2 separate regions of the Homo sapiens genome follow, and region 1 is linked to region 2. A link is a loop called in an ENCODE intact Hi-C map of the cell type or tissue named here. Cell type or tissue: dorsolateral prefrontal cortex. All regions are shown on one strand. Each heading gives the region's core, and the rest is flanking DNA. Links, peaks and the distances in the headings are about the cores only.

Evidence for each region. A loop is a pair of places that touch in the nucleus more often than their neighbours do. Peaks named below come from ENCODE experiments on the same cell type or tissue, not always from the same donor. Only the 100,000 strongest peaks of a DNase experiment are listed, where the experiment ranks them.
Region 1: it touches region 2 in a loop (4-fold over the local background); 32 of 110 quality-filtered maps call a loop at or near these places.

What each region holds. Positions count from the first base shown.
Region 1 is chr1:48,356,759-48,366,453 of GRCh38, forward strand. SPATA6 (spermatogenesis associated 6) reads right to left here. Exons shown (of 13, transcript NM_019073.4): 10 at 2,828-3,012. Among named protein-coding and RNA genes, the nearest start is that of SPATA6, 110 kb to the right of the region's middle. In dorsolateral prefrontal cortex, for the core only: no CTCF peak of the experiment used is centred there; no DNase peak of the experiment used is centred there.
Region 2 is chr1:48,494,343-48,504,037 of GRCh38, forward strand. It overlaps the pseudogene RPL21P25. Among named protein-coding and RNA genes, the nearest start is that of SPATA6, 27 kb to the left of the region's middle. RefSeq lists an enhancer at 55-349. In dorsolateral prefrontal cortex, for the core only: CTCF peaks have their summits at 3,960 (motif pointing left) and 4,164; DNase peaks (open chromatin) are centred at 3,959 and 4,349; H3K4me3 peaks cover 57 bases; H3K27ac peaks cover 2,769 bases.

The DNA.
Region 1 (9,695 bases), core at 747-8,746, 140 kb before region 2:
TCCCAAAGTGCTGGGATTACAGGCATGAGCCCAGTTTGTTCTTAAAAGCTACAATATCATATGTTTATACAAAATATAAACTACTAAACAGGATAAATGTTTTATACAATCTACTTTAAAGAATGCAATAAGTAATGAATAATCAATTATCTAAACTTTAATCTCCTGTATATATAAAAGCAAGTTCTATTGCATCTATGAAAAATACATTAGCAGACTTTGTTATTTGCAATATATATAGTACATCTTGGAAATCTGAGATCCAACTATGCAGCTCTGAGAATCCACTGGATCTCTTCAATGATACTATTAGAGGATCCACTAGTCTGTGCTGTGGAATAAGGAATGCTTGCTTGCCAGTCTAATTTCATTTATAAAACTCAAAACTTTAAGCATGATTCAAAAGAATATCAGCTCCTTTTTCAGTAGATTTGCTAGTATTTCTTGGTCTAATTTGAGTAATAACTCAAAAGCTCACACAAATTTTATATTATAATATTAATATTTACACATTGAGAAGGAAACAACTTCTGAAATATAACACTTATAACCAAAATTGAAACCATTTTATGTTGTGCTAACTTTACTGGAGGAATTTCTTAAATGGGCACAAAGCAAAAAACACCTTCACTATAAATAAAGCAATTCATTTGATTAAAGCCATTGGGAAAGTTTCTAAAAATCTGTTTATATACATGATTAAGGAGTCAGCATTTTACTGCAATCTTAGAGAAAACTTACTTAATTTCAATAAATATTTACACAGATAAACTCCTATAACTGTATGTTCTGTCATACATCATCCACGCAAAACTTCCAATTTTGCCTGGAACATATAATCCACATTTACATCAGTTTAAATTGTTTATTGATTTCAATAGATTGTATAAACACCCTACAAGTATACTGCTTAGTGACCTATAAAAAGCCATTTCAGAGAATGTCTTATATTTAAAGATGAGGTACTGAGTGTTGAAAAGAATAAAATTTTTTGTTCCCAGTAGTACGTCTTAGACATTTTATCTTCCTTTAGAGACAAGATATTTAGAAAATACACTCAAATCAAAGGTGTTCTGCTTTAGCGAAAGTAAAAAAAGCTTATCTACCATGCCTGCCCCAGAGAGTATACCAACAGAATGTTAATTTGTATAGGTAAATTCAAAACTAAATTGCCATTGTATTCTTTTATTTTAAAATTACCTAACCTTCCTCAAGTTATAGTTAAATTAGGTAATGTTTAACATTAGAATCACTCATTTTCTTCTAGCAAATAACTTACTACATCTATCATCCTGAGTGAAAATAATGTGTAAATGCCACCGCTATCTACTCTAAGCCCTTCCCCACACTGAAATATGAATAAAGGGACAGCTAACTTTAGCTGTCATCGATGAAGAATTTTTGAATATAGCCTCAATGACAAATTGATCAATCCAGAAAAGACTGAGGTCAAAAGCTGGAACAAAATTGCATACAAAGATAAAGTAACACTGAACTAAAATTAATACTGTACTAGAGTGGTAGGTTTACAATTGGAGAGTTCTGCAAAATATGTGAAAAGGTAGAAAAATAAAAGTATTTATAAAAGTAAATAAAAACAAATTTATTTATAAAAGTAAATAATATTTATTTATAAAAGTATTTATAAAAGTTTATTATAAAAGTAAATAAAAACATATCCAAGGAAATACAGATTTAAAAAATTCTGGAAAACTTACAGAGATGACAAAGGACCTAATCAACAAAATCACAAGAGATGAATTCTAAAAGTCGGTAAAAAGAAAGGAGCACCAACTGTACGTCTAAACAGCTGGGCAGATGAGGAAATCGAGGAAAGTCCCCTGATACTGAGATGCAAGTTATCAACTTCAGCAGAAAAACCGCTCTTCCAGTTTTTCTCCTGAATTTTTGATGTTATTGTTGTTGTTTGTGTGTGTGCGCACCTATGTTAACGATTCCATGATCCCCCACTATCCCGCAACAGGCATGATTCTAATGGACTAGAAGCAACCTTAATCAAAATTCCATATCTCAGGATTAGGGTCTACAACATGCCTCCATATATCCACTATGAATACTTTCAAAGCTAATAAGTAAACAGACAAACCTGTATGTTTAAAATAGGTTTGTTTTAATATAGCATCCAAACTAACACACTGTTGTTCAAATCATCAGTTTTGAGTTAAACTTAACCAGGATTGATTTCTTTTCAACTTATTACAGAAACATGGTTTTCTATATTACTATTAGTGACAGAGGCAAGGAATTTCCTATTTCAATTTTAAAATATATGAAAAGGAACTATTTATTTCACATCCAAATTATAACAGGATCAGACTCTGGTTGCCATAGCATTTTTAAAGGGAGAGCTGGAATCTTTACATGATTAAGATGCTCTTAGGGAGCTGGGGTAGGTTGTTTGAGAAAACTAGATACCATCTACCAAAAATATATAGATAGCCATTATGACTAAATAAAAAATATAATCTGTGTTGTGTTTACACTTAAGGCAAGCCTATAATATTAAATTCCTCTGGATCTACTAAAAACAAACACATATATTACTTTTCACTTTTAAGAACTATAATCTGTAATTAAGGTTAATGTGACCCATATCTGGTTAATAAACTCACATATAGAGAACTGTGCTAGGAAGAAATATCTAACATTATCTAATATGTAATATATTCTAAACAAAAACAATTTAAGCCTTTTAAAATCAAATTACACTTTTATAAACATTCATTTCACATGCATAATTGCTGCTTCCCCTTCTAATACTTATTATTCAAAGATCAGTACAGAAATGAAGACCGCACATAATTACCTTTCCCTGAGAGAAGCTCTATTTAACACAGGGCTTGGAGAATGCTTTGGCATTGTTGAGGGTGCTGAATGGACTAGCAAGGTCCTCGCTGAATGCCGGGGCTTACTACACGACCTTGGGCTCAAATACTCTTCACATTTTTCTAAAGAGTCATCGAAGTCTCTCCCATGGGGTGTCCTGATAACCTGTTTTAAAAATTATATACATATAGATATACAAATACAGATACATATGTATATAACATATTATATAGTAATATAGTATGCATAGTAGTCATATGCATGTGCACACACACACTAATTTTATAAAAGTAATAAAACATATGCCACAGCTATAAAGATAAAATTCAGAACATAGTAATTAGTCACTGTAAGATTAAATATTAAATGTATCAAGATTGTCATTATATATAAAATGTATAAGACAGTTCGAAAGGCTTTTGAGTAGTGGTGGGGTTCGCATAGGGATGTGTGTATCTAAAACAAAGAATACATCCACATGAACCAAATGGTAGCCTAGTTTAGCTATCAGATCAAACAGAACTAGATTCAAATTCAGGTCTAATACTCATTCACTACTTCATTTGTTCTGGGAATGGACACATGAACAAATCAGAAAAGACAAATGAATAAATTCCTGCTCCTGTGGAACATATATTCTGGTAAAATATATATTCTAATAAGAAGAGATAAATGTAAAACACAAAAACACACCAAGATAAAGAACTAGAATAGAGTGTGTTACAGGATATTAAGTAACATGAGAAGCAGGGGGGTTAAGTGCTGATGGGTGCGATGGAAAGATTATGCAGGAAAGGAACTGTAATTTTAAATGGGATAGTCAGTAGGAACCTCACTGAGACCTGAAGACCTCAGTAAAGACCGTAAGACCTAAGTCACGAAGATTATCTGTGGAAAGACTATGCCAGAAGAGAGAAAAATAAATGCAAAGATCTTGGGAGTAGGAGGAGGACATGCTTGATATTAGCAAGGGAGCCAGTGGAGCTCGACTGGGTAGTAAGAAATGAGGTCAAAAAGGTAGGTTTTAAGAAATTAATCTTTTATTCTGAGAGAAAAATATGTCCTGACTTTTTCCTTCTATAAATAGGACATCCCAGGCTATTATATTGAGAATAGTCTGCAGAGGGGCCAAGGGCCCTGGGAGGAAATCAGCTAGGAACCTATTATAATAAAATCTGGAAAAGCATGCTGGCTTGGGCCAGAATGACTGCAATGGAGGTGAGAAGTGATCAGATTCACAATATATTTAGAAGACACAGCCAACAGGTCACAACTGGTCTCGATGTCAAAGATGACACTAAGGTTTTCTGTCCTAATCAACTAGAAGGGTTGGGTTTGTATGAATTAGATATACTCTTCCAATTGTAAGCATAGAAAATTAAGATATTAGGAGTCTAGTTTTGGACATATTAAGCTTCACATATCTATTAATCTATTAATCATTCAATATATTACAGCAGAGTTTGGGGGAAAGTCCAGGATGAAAATATAAATTGGTAATTACTAGAGTCTAAATGGTATTTAGAGGTATTGCACTGGGTGATATTGCCAAGGAAGTAAAAGTAAATCAAAAGTAGAAAACATCTGAAGAATTAGCCCTGGGAATACTCCAATATTTAGAGGCTTGAAAGATGAAAAGAAAACATTACTGAAGAGTAGCCAGGGAAGAAAGGAAAGAAACACGAGAATGTGTTGTTTTGGAAGTGAATAAACAATGTATTTTAAGGAAGGGGGAGTAACTAATGGGTAAATATAACTTGATAGGTCAAGTTAGAAAAGACAGACCTTTGGATGTTAGTAACAGTGAAGTCATCGATAACATCAACAAAAATAGCTTTAACGGAGTGACAAGAGTGAAAATCTGAAGTTGAATTCAAGAGAGAATAAGAGGAGAGGAATTGGATTCATTTAACAAATATTTGAGTCCCAGTCATGTCCTAAGTTTTGGGACTACAATAGTGAACAAAACAAAGTCTCTGCCTTTAAGAGTTTATGTTATAGTAGCGCTATTTGTTAAATATTTGACCATTTAGACAGCTATCTAATTCTTCTCAGACTCATTTCCCTCACATGAAAAATAAAGTTAATAATAGCTAGCTTACAGATCTTCCATTATTTATTTAAACTATATTGCAGGATGTCTAGGTGTATACATTAGTTGCCCAATAAATGTATGTCATTTGTTATTAAAACATAAGTCCAGCATAGGTTTTGCTTCAACACTACCATAATTTTCACTATTTTCCAAAATTACAACAAATAATAAGTCAGTGGTCAGCTGAGAGAATCATGCTTTCATTCCAGAACCTAATAGAACATAGTTCAAATGACACAGTTACAGTCCCCAATAACTGACCAACAAGAAATATGTGATCAAGACTGAAGAAAAAAATAAAATTGCTCCATTTTTAGCTATTCAGAGACAAAACAAAAACACAGTAAAACTTAAAAACAAGATCAAGGAGGCTGATGGTCAACAATGTAAGTGCATATGTTCAGAGACACAGAATAGGTAGCTCACATCTGTAGTCTCAACTATTCAGGAGGCTGAGGCAGGAGGAACACTTGAGCTCAGGAGTTCTATGTTGCAGTGAGCTATGACTGCACCACTGCACTCCAGCCTGGGTGACACAGCAACACTCTGTCTCAAAGAAAAAGAAAAAAAAGAAAAGAAAGAAAAAGAAAGTGGGAGAAGGTGTCACACTGTTGTTTCTAGAATATATCCAAATACGAACCAATTGGCCTGGATTATTTTCTTTTTATCAATTTCAATGTCAATTGAGACATGTTAGATGGCAGACCACTTCATTTTTATCTGCTAAATTTTATCCCCAAACTAGTCAGCATTGCTTTATATAAAGCCTTTTATAGGTGACTACCACTGAATTTCTATCACAATATTCACTGAGAATCTCTTGAACATCTTAGCTCACACTCAAACCTAAGAAATACAAAGATTTAAACTCACAATCCAGATGAGACAGGGCATATACAGAAGGATAAATGACAATAAGATATGCTGAAGTGTCAAACACATTCCAATGACAATAACTGCAAAAAGAAATTCAAAGGAAAGACTTCTAATGGTCTTAATGGTGCAGGTCTCACTGAGGAGGTAGAATCGAAATCAAAGCCATAAGTAGAGGAAAGGAGGAGAAAAGCCATTCAGAATAGGAAAAAGGCACAAGAAAAGATGAGCAAAGATGAAAAATGAATAATAGTTGGGCTATTTCTATACAAATGTAATAGAGAATATCATAGAGGTGGGAGGGATACATTGTACAAGAATCTTAAATGCTGTAACTCAACAGTATTCAAGATTTATTAAGCACCTTCTGCATATAAAGTACCAAACAAAGTAGGAAACAACAATCACGGGTGTTAAATAAACAGGAGAACTCAAAAAAAGTTACAATACAGAATATAAGACGTCAAATACAAGTAATGAGAAAGGAAATTAGAGCTAAATAGACATGAAGTAATTGCGCAATGGGAACACAGCTTGAATGTATTCCTTCCATGGAATTAGAGTATATGTTTTGTAAAGTCTTTTATCAAAATAAGGGGTTACGAGGTAAAACGAAAGGGTACGTCTCTTTGATAAGAATCCATTTCAAACTTAAAGCCTTCAGCCTTAGCTTAAAAAATGTTTCCATAGCTCTTGTGAGTTTCCGTTAGATCATTTCCTTTCAAAAGCTAAATGGAATATTATCTCTTTAGCTCATCACAGAAGGGTTATATTTCTTCAATGTATCTTCAATAATACTGGCTTAGAGTCCAAAAACTTAAGTTCAAATCCCTGCTGTTTATGAGACCCTGAGCAAGTCATTTACCCTATTAAGGCTTTCGTTTCCTTACCTATGAACTGAAAACACAATATTACAGATTTGACACAAAAATTAAATGAAAGGAAAGTGAAAACACTAGTGGAGAGCTTGGCTCATAAAGATAATTTTCTTCTGTGTATAGCATTTATACTTCAGCATAAAAAAGTCTTTTTTTTACATTTATGAAAAGAGTTTTTTTAATGACTTTCTATGAACCCACAAATGCAATACTTTCAATATGGCAAATGCTAAAATGAATCAAGATGAAAAAATAACTAATATTTTTAAACTAATCTGAAACTGGTACAGGTAAAAAAGGAAACTTCTTTTTTTTCATGTTGCCTTTTTTCTTTTTTTATTTTTTAAATTTATTTTATTATTATTATACTTTAAGTTTTAGGGTACATGTGCACAATGTGAAGGTTTGTTACATATGTATACATGTGCCATGCTGGTGTACTGCACCCATTAACTCATCATTTAGCATTAGGTATACCTCTTAATGCTATCCCTCCCCCCTTCCCCCACCTCACAACAGTCCCCAGAGTGTGATGTTCCCCTTCCTGTGTCCATGTGCTCTCCTTGTTCAATTCCCACCTATGAATGAGAACATGTGGTGTTTGGTTTTTTGTCCTTGCGATAGTTTACTGAGAATGATGATTTCCAATTTCATCCATGTCCCTACAAAGGACATGAACTCATCATTTTTTATGGCTGCATAGTATTCCATGGTGTATATGTGCCACATTTTCTTAATCCAATCTATTGTTGTTGGACATTTGGGTTGGTTCCAAGTCTTTGCTATGGTGAATAGTGCCACAATAAACATACATGTGCATGTGTCTTTATAGAAGCATGATTTATATTCCTTTGGGTATATACCCAGTAATGGGATGGCTGGGTCAAATGGTACTTCTAGTTCTAGATCCCTGAGGAATCGCCACACTGACTTCCACAATGGTTGAACTAGTTTACAGTCCCACCAACAGTGTAAAAGTGTTCCTATTTCTACACATCCTCTCCAGCATCTGTTGTTTCCTAACTTTTTAATGATCGCCATTCTAACTGGTGTGAGATGGTATCTCATTGTGGTTTTGATTTGCATTTCTCTGATGGCCAGGGATGATGAGCATTTTTTCATGTGTTTTTTGGCTGCATAAATGTCTTCTTTTGAGACATGTCTGTTCATATCCTTTGCCAACTTTTTGATGGGGTTGTTTTTTTCTTGTAAATTTGTTTGAGTTCATTGTAGATTCTGGATGTTAGCCCTTTGGCAGATGAGTAGGTTGCGAAAATTTTCACCCATTTTGTAGGTTGCCTGTTCACTCTGATGGTAGTTTCTTTTGCTGTGCAGAAGCTCTTTAGTTTAATTAGATTCCATTTGTCAATTGTGGCTTTTGTTGCCACCGCTTTTGGTGTTTTAGACATGAAGTCCTTGCCCATGCCCATGTCCTGAATGGTATTGCCTAGGTTTTCTTCTAGGGTTTTTATGGTTTTAGGTCTTACATGTAAGTCTTTAATCCATCGTGAATTAGTTTTTGTATAAGGTGTAAGGAAAGGATCCAGTTTCAGCTTTCTACATATGGCTAGCCAGTTTTCCCAGCACCCTTTATTAAATAGGGAATCCTTTCCCCATTGCTTGTTTTTCTCAGGTTTGTCAAAGATCAGATAGTTGTAGATATGCGTCATTATTTCTGAGGGCTCTGTTCTGTTCCATTGATCTATATCTCTGTTTTGGTAACAGTACCATGCTGTTTTGGTTACTGTAGCCTTGTAGTATAGTTTGAAGTCAGGTAGCGTGGTGCCTCCGGGTTTGTTCTTTTGGCTTAGGATTGACTTGGCGATGCGGGCTCTTTTTTGGTTCCATATGAACTTTAAAGTAGTTTTTTCCAATTCTATGAAGAAAGTCATTAGCAGCTTGATGGGGGTGGCATTGAATCTGTAAATTACTTTGGGCAGTATGGCCATTTTCACGATATTGATTCTTCCTACCCATGAGCATGGAATGTTCTTCCATTTGTTTGTATCCTCTTTTATTTCCTTGAGCAGTGGTTTATAGTTCTCCTTGAAGAGGTCCTTCACATCCCTTGTAAGTTGGATTCCTAGGTATTTTATTCTCTTTGAAGCAATGGTGAATGGGAGTTCACTCATGATTTGGCTGTTTGTCTGTTATTGGTGTATAAGAATTCTTGTGATTTTTGTACATTGATTTTGTATCCTGAGACTGCTGGAGTTGCTTAACAGCTCAAGGAGATTTTGGGCTGAGATGATGGGGTTTTCTAGATATACAATCATGTCATCTGCAAACAGGGACAATTTGACTTCCTCTTTCCCTAACTGAATACCCTTTATTTCCTTCTCCTGCCTAATTGCCCTGGCCAGAACTTCCAACACTATGTTGAATAGGAGTGGTGAGAGAGGGCATCCCTGTCTTGTGCCAGTTTTCAAAGGGAATGTTCCCAGTTTTTGCCCATTCAGTATGATATTGGCTGTGGGTTTGTCATAGATAGCTCTTATTATTTTAAGATACGTCCCATCAATACCTAATCTATTGAGACTTTTTAGCATGAAGCGTTGTTGAATTTTATCAAAGTCTTTTTCTGCATCTATTGAGATAATCATACGGTATTTGTCTTTGGTTCTGTTTATATGCTGAATTACATTTATTGATTTGCGTATGTTGAACCAGCCTTGCATCCCAGGGATGAAGCCCACTTGATCATGGTGGATAAGCTTTTTGATGTGCTGCTGGATTCGGTTTGCCAGTATTTTATTGAGGATTTCTGCATCAATGTTCATCAAGGATATTGGTCTAAAATTCTCTTTTTTGGTTGTGTCTCTGCCCGGCTTTGGTATCAGGATGATGCTGGCCTCATAAAATGAGTTAGGGAGGATTCCCTCTTTTTCTATTGATTGGAATAGTTTCAGAAGGAATGGTAGTACCCGTTCCTCCTTGTACCTCTGGTAGAATTCGGCTGTGAATCCATCTGGTCATGGACTCTCTTTGGTTGGTAAGCTATT
Region 2 (9,695 bases), core at 595-8,594:
TTTGCAACATTTAAAGGGCATGAAGAGACGCATTCAGAGGCAGGCTTTTAAACCCGAAGTTACCCTAGTGTGAGTCCCAACTGAAACATCCTTGCTGGCAGTAACTGCTGAGCACAGCTGGACGGATGTAGCATTTGCCCTATAAAACATTTGATACTTTGCCAATAAACTGTAAAGAGGGAAAAAAAGGCCCCTGTTTTCTTTGCAGTTACAGGGCAGCTTTGGAATGTGCTAACCAAAGCAAAATGTGACCCTTGCTCCATCAGAGTATACTCTCCCAGCCCTGCTGATGAATAAGAGTATAGTTAGGCCTCTCACTCAAACCCTCACTTGGCAGAGCCACTGGGATTTCAGAGCCTGTCCCCAGATCCTTCCCTTCCCTACTGCTCTTGGGTGGCTAAGGGTGTCCTCAGGAGCCACTGAAGCCATCTGGCATGGGTACCACAGTCACTCTCCACTCCACCTCTTTGTGGTCTTGTCAACTGGTGTAGCTACTGTGGCAAAAGAATGGTGACCTGCACCTCCACTGTCATTACTGTACCTCTTTAGAGCTGTCCCTTTGCTTGTACCCATGCTTCTCTGTTCTCCATACAACAAGGGTCTTGAGGCTGGGTGCAATGGCTCATGCCTGTAATCCCAGCTCTTTGGGAGGGGGACGTGGTAGGCTTAATTGAGGCCAGGAGTTCGATATTAGCCTGGGCAACATAGAGAGACCCTGTCTCTACCAAAAAAAAAAAAAAAAAAAAAGTATATTGATATATTGAAGGGAGAATCTCTCCACCCAGTGAAAACATCTCCTTCAGTCAGATGTCAGGGAACCTGGTAATCTCCTAAAAAGTTATTTATAAAGATGAATGCCCTTTCTGATTTTCAAATTCATTCTTGATGAATGTGAGTCATCCAAGGCCAAGTTGCAAGATAATTTTGGAAGATGATCAGTAGCATCCAGAATCAAGTAAAAAACATGATTCCTCCCTGCCAACGCACAAACCTACAAAAATTCCAAGATAGAAGTCATGGGCCTCCTCTTTTAGAATGAATTCCTTAAGAGCCCACAGATTCTGCTTAAGGGCATCCTGAGTTCCAATTTGCTTGAGTGCCAGTAATCTGGGGCTCAGCCATCTGGCCTCAGAGTCTTTTTTATGTCTCCCCAGAAATAAGAAGATCTGTGTGTTCTTATATAGACAGGATTTCTGGAAGCTTTGTTCTCCCAGAGTTCCTGTCTTAGTTTGGGATGCCTCAGAACCCTCAGACAATTATTTGGGTGTAAGTAGTTTACTGAGGAGGTGATCCCAGGAAACACCAATTAGGGTAGGAAGGAAGCCACCAAAGGGTGCGTTATTAAGCAAATTTTCACTGTGGGCAACTGGAGTACAATCATATTAAATAACACTGATAGCTAATTAGAATATATGCCTCAGAATTATCCCACCCAAGGAGTGGGGAAACTGGGGTCTTTAAGCACCTGTTCTCATCAGCCATTGTTTGAGAGTGTTAATTCCTGCCCTTCTGGCCTGGCATGTGGGTAGAGTGAGCTTCAGTAGGTAAAGCAAGCCGAAAATCACAGGTGCTGGCTGTTGGAAGTCAGGCCGGTGAGCAAAGACATGGGGAAGCTGGGTAATAGGGGTGGGACACTATCACATGGGCTACAGTTCCCAAGGTGGACAAGCAGGACCCACTCATGGCATAAAGAAGGCCACAAGCCAGGCAAAGTAGTTTGCACAATCTTCAGAGTGTGATGATAGTCTGTATGGTAGCCCTGAGTAATCTTTCCGGTAGGGAACAGCTGAGAATTTAGGAGCAGAATCAGTCCTACATCCCCAGGCATTGGCAATGACAAGAATCAGGCAGGAAGTTGGGGTTCAGGACAGAAATCCTAGTTCAAAGGGAACAGGGGTTCTAAGGAAGGGAAACAGAGGCATAAATCTGCATTGCTGTAGGCAAGCGATTCTCCATAAGGATGATTTCACCCTGTAAGTGTTTCAGGAATTTGTGGGCCATTTAAAAATGGTTGTCACAATTGAGTGATGCTCCTGGTACCTAGTAAGCAAGACTCATAAGTGCTAGGTATTCCTACACAGTAAAGAATTGTTCAGGCCAGGGTGTGGTGGCTCACACCTGTAATCTCAGCACTTTGAGAGGCCCAGGCAGGTGGATCACAAGATCAGGAGATTGAGACCATCCTGGCCAACATGGTGAAACCTCATCTCTACTAAAATACAAAAAATTAGCCGGGCATGGTGGCTCACGCCTGTAGTCCCAGCTACTCGGGAGGCTGAGGCAGGGGAATCGCTTGAACCTGGGAGGCGGAGGTGCAGTGAGCCGAGATCATGCCACTGCACTCCAGCCTGGCGACAGAGCAAGACTCCGTCTCAAAAAAAAAAAAAAAAAAAAGAATTGTTCAGCAACTCCAAGTCTTATCCCTTCACATATTCTTTTTATTTTTTATTTTAAAGACAGGGTCTAGCTCTGTCACCCAGACTGGAGTGCTGTGGCACGATCTCGGCTCACTGCTACCTCTGACACCTGAACTCAAGGGATTCTGCCATCTCAAGCTCTTGAGTAGCTGGAACTACAGACGCATGCCACCACACCTGGCTATTTTTTGTATTTTTTGTAGAGATGGGGTTTCACCATGTTGCCCAAGCTAGTCTCAAACTCCTGAGCTCAAGCAATCCTCCCTCTCCACCTCCCAAAGTGCTGGGATTACAGGTGTGAACCACCTCCCCTGGCCCCTTCACATATTCATATAGGTGGAAAACTTGCTTATAAATAGTTGAGTTTTTAGCTTAATTTCATTTTACATATAAACTCAGTCTTTTTTGCATGGCTTTAATACAGCAAACATTTTTCAGGAATGCAACTTCTTTTTTAATAGTCCAGAGGTCTTGTATTTATTTATTATTTACACCTGTTACACCATGAATCATAAGGAAGAGGTTCCAGCAGCTCAGGCTCCTTTTCACTGATTGTCACAAAGTGTGCCTCTCTGGGTGGAGCAGGCTGGCACTTCAGTTGAACCTAGGTGACTTTCTCTTTGGTTTCATTCTTTTTCTGATCCTTTCCTTCATGCATTTCAGGAAGCTACCTTGGCTCTCAGAGCGCTTAATATGCTCAATATGCACATTTGTTCTCTTGGCGACAATCTTGCCCTTAACTTGTTTGTTTGCAATATGCCAACAGCATGCCTGGTGACACTGTAGACTCTTCCAGTTTAGCCATGGTGACATTTATGGGGCATTCCTTTTTGAACAGTGCCCATTCCCTTGATGTCTAGAATAGCGCCTTTCTTGTAGATTCACATGTATGTGGCCAAAGAAACAACTCCATGCTTTCTAAACGGATTTGAGAATATGTATCAGGTGCCTCTCCTCTTTCCCTTTGTCTGCGTCATTTTGGCAAATTACTGGAAGATGGCAGTTCCAGCCAAAAGGTGCAACCTCCTTTTAAATCAAAAGAAGACTATATTTTGTTTTGTTCAGAACTCTACCAGGAGTTGTACAAGAGCTTAGCAAAGCATATTATTTGCAGCTAGTGGTAGTATTTGAATCACCAATTCAACATTCCTGATTGAGTCAGTTAGCATTTGCAGTTCTCACATTTGGGTAATTTTATGAAGAGATGAAAAGCATACACTATTAAGTCTTTTTATGTGGCCATCCCAGATCATTTAGATATGGAAATACATTATTATTCTATTGCACATTACTTCGCTTTTATTTTTCTTTTGTATTACAGTTAGAATATTATTTACATGTTTTAAAAAGTTGTGTGAAGGCAAGTTATATTTTCTGTGATTTTTAAATAGTGAAGAAAGCGTTACAAAATATTTGTTATAAAAAAAGGAGGGTTGAGTCTGGTAGGGCTATGAGAGTCACTGCCTGAAGCTTATCAGAGAAATACCAGGGAGAACAAGAGGAGTTCAGACGCCCCCTGCTGGTGAGGCCCGGCTGCTGCCATCCTGAGAGCCTCCTTTCCCATGAACCGTGCTCACCAACTCTGAACTCAGCCTTCAGAACTTGCTATCTGTTTTTAAAAGGCTATCAACAAACCTGATCCAGACTAGAGTGACTAGACTCGTCATATAACTGGGATGAATGCTTTCAAAATATTAGGATGTAAATATGGTCCCTTTTTTTAGAATTAAATAATCAAATTCCTCCATCTCGCACCTCCCATAAGAGTTTTTTCTGGAAGTCCAGTTCCTCTTTCCCGCGCTTTCCCTTCATTCCTCTGAGTAAGAATCATATGGAAACAGGGGTCCATTAAGGTACTCACAGGCAAATGCAGACAGAAGGCCCGCGTGTTCCCCTCCTGCCGTGGCGTCCTGCTCCCACGTGGTGGCACTGTTGAAGACAGCCCAACAGAGTACGAAAGATGCCACTGCAGAGTTGACAGTAACGCTTGCCATGGTTCCTTGAGGAGGGATAACCCCAGCCTAAAGAGACCCCATCCTTTTGGCCTAGCGTTTTCAGTTCTTAGCACTTGTTCGTTCAGCAAATTTCCTAGGAATGCAACTTCCTGGAAGACACACAGCCACTTCTCAAGGAACAAGCCAGTCCCGTTTGCACTGTGGTCCTGGTATCTGACTCTGCCCAGACCCAAAGCTCTGTCCCTTCCTCTCTCCTAGTATTTATTCACTCTGGGTGTAGGGCAGCTTTTTCCTCTTGAACTCTCAAGGTACGGAACCTCATTCTCCACATTTCTCAGGCCAGCTGCCCTTCCTTCCGCAGTTCCCAGCTCATTTCTGTTCCCGTCTATTCTGTGACATAGCAGCCAGTTTCTCTTATTAAATAATTATGACTGTATAATAACTATGCCTCTGGCAAAGCATCTTCTCTAACAGGCACCTACTAGAATTCTTTTAAGGTGGGGGACAGATTTTATCTTAATAAAGGAAGAACTTTTAAAGCCCAGAGCTTGATAATGCCTGCCGCAGGAGGTAGTGAATTCCTTGTCTCTAAAAATACTTAATATAGGCTGTCTGTGTAACCCTCACACCAACATCCCAACAGGTGTGCAGGACAAAAACACCGTCTGCCGTCATGAAGGTGTGGCTCCGGAAGGACAAGGCTTTTTAAGACAAGGACAAGGACAACTGCCTGTATTAACAGTTAAATCCCCCAGTCGCCCAAATGTGCCTACTTCACAGTTTCCCCCTCTTTTGTTGAAACTAATGAGTCACGATTGGAGTGATGTTTTTCTGTGACTCTGAAACCATTTTGCTTAATGAGGTACTAAGTCTTTATAATTAGACCCAGAAGGAAACGAGGACGTGGCCCTTAAGAGCAATAATTATTTCAGTTATTTATGGTAATAAAAATTTGAAAATAGGAATTCTTCCTCAGAATGCAACTGTTTATTCTTTTACATATTGCCTAACAGGCAATTACCCTATTAAGGCTGTGTTTGGTTGCTAAATACATTAATTGAAATGTAAATTAAATGTAAATCAGCTAATTAAATTGATATGTAATGAACTTGTCACGCGGGCCTCTCTGATCAGATGCATTTCGCTAATAAACAAGCATTGCAGCCAGCCCAACACACAACTGGGGCGAAAGGGTGCCTGAGCTGTTTCCCGTCAGACACCCCAGTGAAGAAGGGAGGATCTGCATTACCCAGAACTTCAGGAAGAAAGGGGAACATTTTGGTCAGGCCCTTGGAAACATGCTTTCCTTCCGATACCTTTATGGGCCTTATTTTTGTTTTTACTGATACAATGCTTTCAGATGTAAAAGCTAGAAAATTCAACTCAAACTGGGTCATGTAAATGAAACATCCAAAAGTAGGAGGAGCTTTGGGCATGGCTCCTTCAGAGTTGCAGCTTCATTGCTCTGTGATTTCTCTAGGCTGGGTACTCCTCCCTGCGTTGCCATCATCTTTAGGTTGGTGTCTTATAGAGTACAGGCTTTATCACACAGAGGAGGAGCAGGGCACTGTTTCCACAATCACTGAAGGTAAGGCTTGAGGCTTGTGCCAATTGAACCAGGACAGCTTTGCTGCTGGTATGCACTGGTACAGCTGAACCAGTTGTTAAAATAGTGAGACATTTTGATACAACTGCCAAGTAGCTACTTAAGTACCCAGTGACTATTTGATACTCAAATGTCTCCTTCCTACACTAGCCACTCTAGCTTCCCACCCAGAACCCCACAGGCCACTTCATGCTTAAGCAAGGAAAGGATTAATGTTTGGTGTCAGAGGGGCCTGTCAGGCCTCTGAGCCCAAGCTAAGCCATCATATATCCCCTGTGACCTGCACGTATACATCCAGATGGCCTGAAGCAAGTGAAGAATCACAAAAGAAGTGAAAATGGCTGGTTCCTGCCTTAACTGATAACGTTCCACACATTGTGATTTGTTCCTGTCCCACCTTGAATGAGCGACTAAACTTGTGAAATTCCTTCTCCTGGCTCAGAAGCTCCCCCACTGAGCACCTTGTGACCCCTGCTCCTGCATGCAAGAGAAAAAACCCCTTTGACTGTAATTTTCCACTACCTACCCAAATCCTATAAAACGGCCCCACCCGTCTCCCTTCACTGACTCTTTTCGGACTCACCCTGCCTGCACCCAGGTGAAATAAACAGCCTTGTTGCTCACACAAAGCCTGTTTGGTGGTCACTTCACACGGACGTGCGTGACAGGGCCCTTCAGAACCCTGCTCTGGTGCCACGGCTAGTCCCTACCCTGATTGGTTGGGGCCTTGTTATGCTGGTTGTTAAGTATTTTGAAAATGTTCCCAGTATTAGATCACACCTAAACTAATCTCTAGGATTATGGGAATCCCATTTACTGATTAGCTGTACTTCTGAATTGACACTTTGGCAAGTGAAAAGACATTTTCTTGATGATTCTAGACTCAGTCTGGGAGAATAATCCTCAAACTTGAGTGTGCTCAGAATCCCCTGAAGGGCTTGTTAAAACACAGATTGCTGCGCTCCATGACCACAGTTGCTGACTCAGGGGTGGATCTTTAAGCCTTTACATTACTATCAGCAATCAGGTGATGCCAATGCTGCTGGATGGCAGATGCACCTGACAGCAATAACTTAAGCATAACCTGAGAACGACCCTATGGCCTAAGAAGAATGTGTGTTCAGAGTACTGGGCTAAGGAATCTAGGAGGGACCAACCCAGAGGTTCACTTACTATCTATGAAGGACATTTGAATCCATGGCCCATCCCTTGGAATGTTGGCCGTGTGGAGACTGAGGCCCTTTGTTTTGGGTTACATGAAGGTTGTCAGGTAGAGGTTGCTGGCAGGAGGGTATTGTATTAGGGTTCTCTAGAGGGACGGAACTAATGGAATATGTGTGTGTGTGTGTGTGTGTATATACACACACATATACACACACACACACACACACACACACACACACATATATATATATAATGAGTTTATTAAGTATTAACTCACACAATCACAAGGTCCCACAATAGGCTGTCTGCAGGCTGAGGAGCAAGGAGAGCCAGCCCCAGTTCCAAAACTGAAGAACTTGGAGTCCAATATTCTGGCAGGAAGCATCCAGAACGGGAGAAAGATGTAGCCTGCGAGGCTAGGGAAGGCTATCTTTTCACATTTTTCTGCCTGCTTATATTCTAGCCGCACTGGCAGCTGATTACGTTGTGCCCACCCAGATTAAGGGTGGGTCTGCCTTCCCCAACCTGCTTACTCAAATGTTCATCTCCTTTGGCAACACCCTCACAGACACACCCAGGATCAATACTTTGTATCCTTCAATCCAATCAAGTTAACACTCAGTATTACCCATCATAGGTACTAAGTGAAAATGCTACATAAACTGCATGCTTTTTACAAATGGTAGCGGTTCTCCTCTCTAGGCTGCTACCACTAGACCATCCCTGTATGTAAGTCCCCCCAGTAAACTCTATGTCTCATTCACCATCTCTGGGTCTCTTTGACACAGTGCCACCCCTACTGGAGTCAGTAGGGGATAACAGCTGCAGGACTGGAGACCACACTTTGAGAATCACTGCTCTAGAGTCTTTTCTGCACTTGGGAAAATCAAGAACTTTGTACTTGCAAAAATTTCAACAATTTTCTGTGTTGAGTAGTTCAGATGAGGAACCTAGTTGAGAAAGGCAGCTCTAGGCCAGGGACCGGCAAACTGGGGGTCATGGGCCAAATCCAGCCTGCCACATGTTTTTGTAAATAAACTGGTTTTAGAACACACAAATGTTCATTTGTGTATGGATTATCTATAGCTTCTTTCATGCTACATTGGCAAAGTTGAGTAATTGGGAAAGAGATCTAATGGCCTGCAAAGCCTAAAATATTTACCAATTGGGCCTTTCAGAAAAAAAAACAAAAAAACCTGCCAACCCCTGTTCTCAGCTAATCAAGGTCCACCTCTGGAATTGAAAGTGGAGTTAAATCTCATCCATCAGCCTAGGCTACACAACTGAGGATGAGTAGAGTGGATGGAAAGAAAATGAACCATGTCCACCATGGTCCTCATCTATTAAATCAGTATAATAATCCCTGCTCTAAAGAACTTCTATTGTTTTGCAGTCAAAGTACCAGCTAAAATGAGTATTAGCAGAAGTAAACAAAAATATTTATTTAGCATCAAGGATGTGGATATGAGGCATAGCAAGATTTGTCTTAGTACAGTTCCCTTAGGCTACCTCAGAGACCAATAGACCCACAGACTGAATTCTCAGTCAAGTCTATAACTCCAAGGTATGCGGAACCTAAGAGCTTCCCCCAGCCTACTTTATGGTAGGTGAGGCACAGATGGATCTTATTAACACAAAAAGATGTACCTAAAACATTCATTCATTCATTTAAAAAATATTTGCTGAGCACCTACAACAAGTAAAAACTGTTCAAGGGACCAGGGATTTAGCAGTGAACAAAATCAGTCATTCTGCAGTTAAGTTGACCAGTTATTAAGCCTTACCCATGCCCACAAAGCTTCCAATCAGTTTTCTAGTGGTCACCCTTTAAAATAATTTTTTTTTTGTAAAATATGACACGTCCTTATAAAGAAATAGAACACTTCCAGCAGCCTCGGACTATTCCCCAGCACCTCCTGTCCCTTTGATCTGTTCATCTACCTCTTCCCTCTCCTTAGGCGTAACTACTATTCTGACCTTTACGAGATCATTCTCTTGCTTTGTTTTATATTTTTATCACCTACGTATGTATGCATACATGATTTAACTTAGTTTTCTCTGTTTTAAATTTAATGTAAATTTAATCACACATTATGTACTTTTTATGTCTTGCTATTTTCAATCAGCAATACATTGAGATTCATTTGTATTGTTGTGAGTTGCAATGTTATTAATGTTGAGTAGAATCTCATCATGTGGATATAGCACATTTTATCTATTCATTCTACAGTTTGTGGACATTTGGGTTGTTCCCATCATGTTATTGAAAACAGTGCTGCTTTTTTTTTTTTTTTTTTTTTTTGAGATGGAGTCTCGCTCTATCACCCAGGCTGGAGTGCAGTGGCGCGATCTCGGCTCACTGCAAGCTCCGCCTCCCGGGTTCACACCATTCTCCTGCCTCAGCCTCCCGAGTAGCTGGGACTACAAGCACCCACCACCACGCCTGGCTAATTTTTTGTATTTATAGTAGAGACGGGGTTTCACGGTGTTAGCCAGGATGGTCTTGATCTCCTGACCTTGTGATCTGCCTGCCTCGGCCTCCCAAAGTGCTGG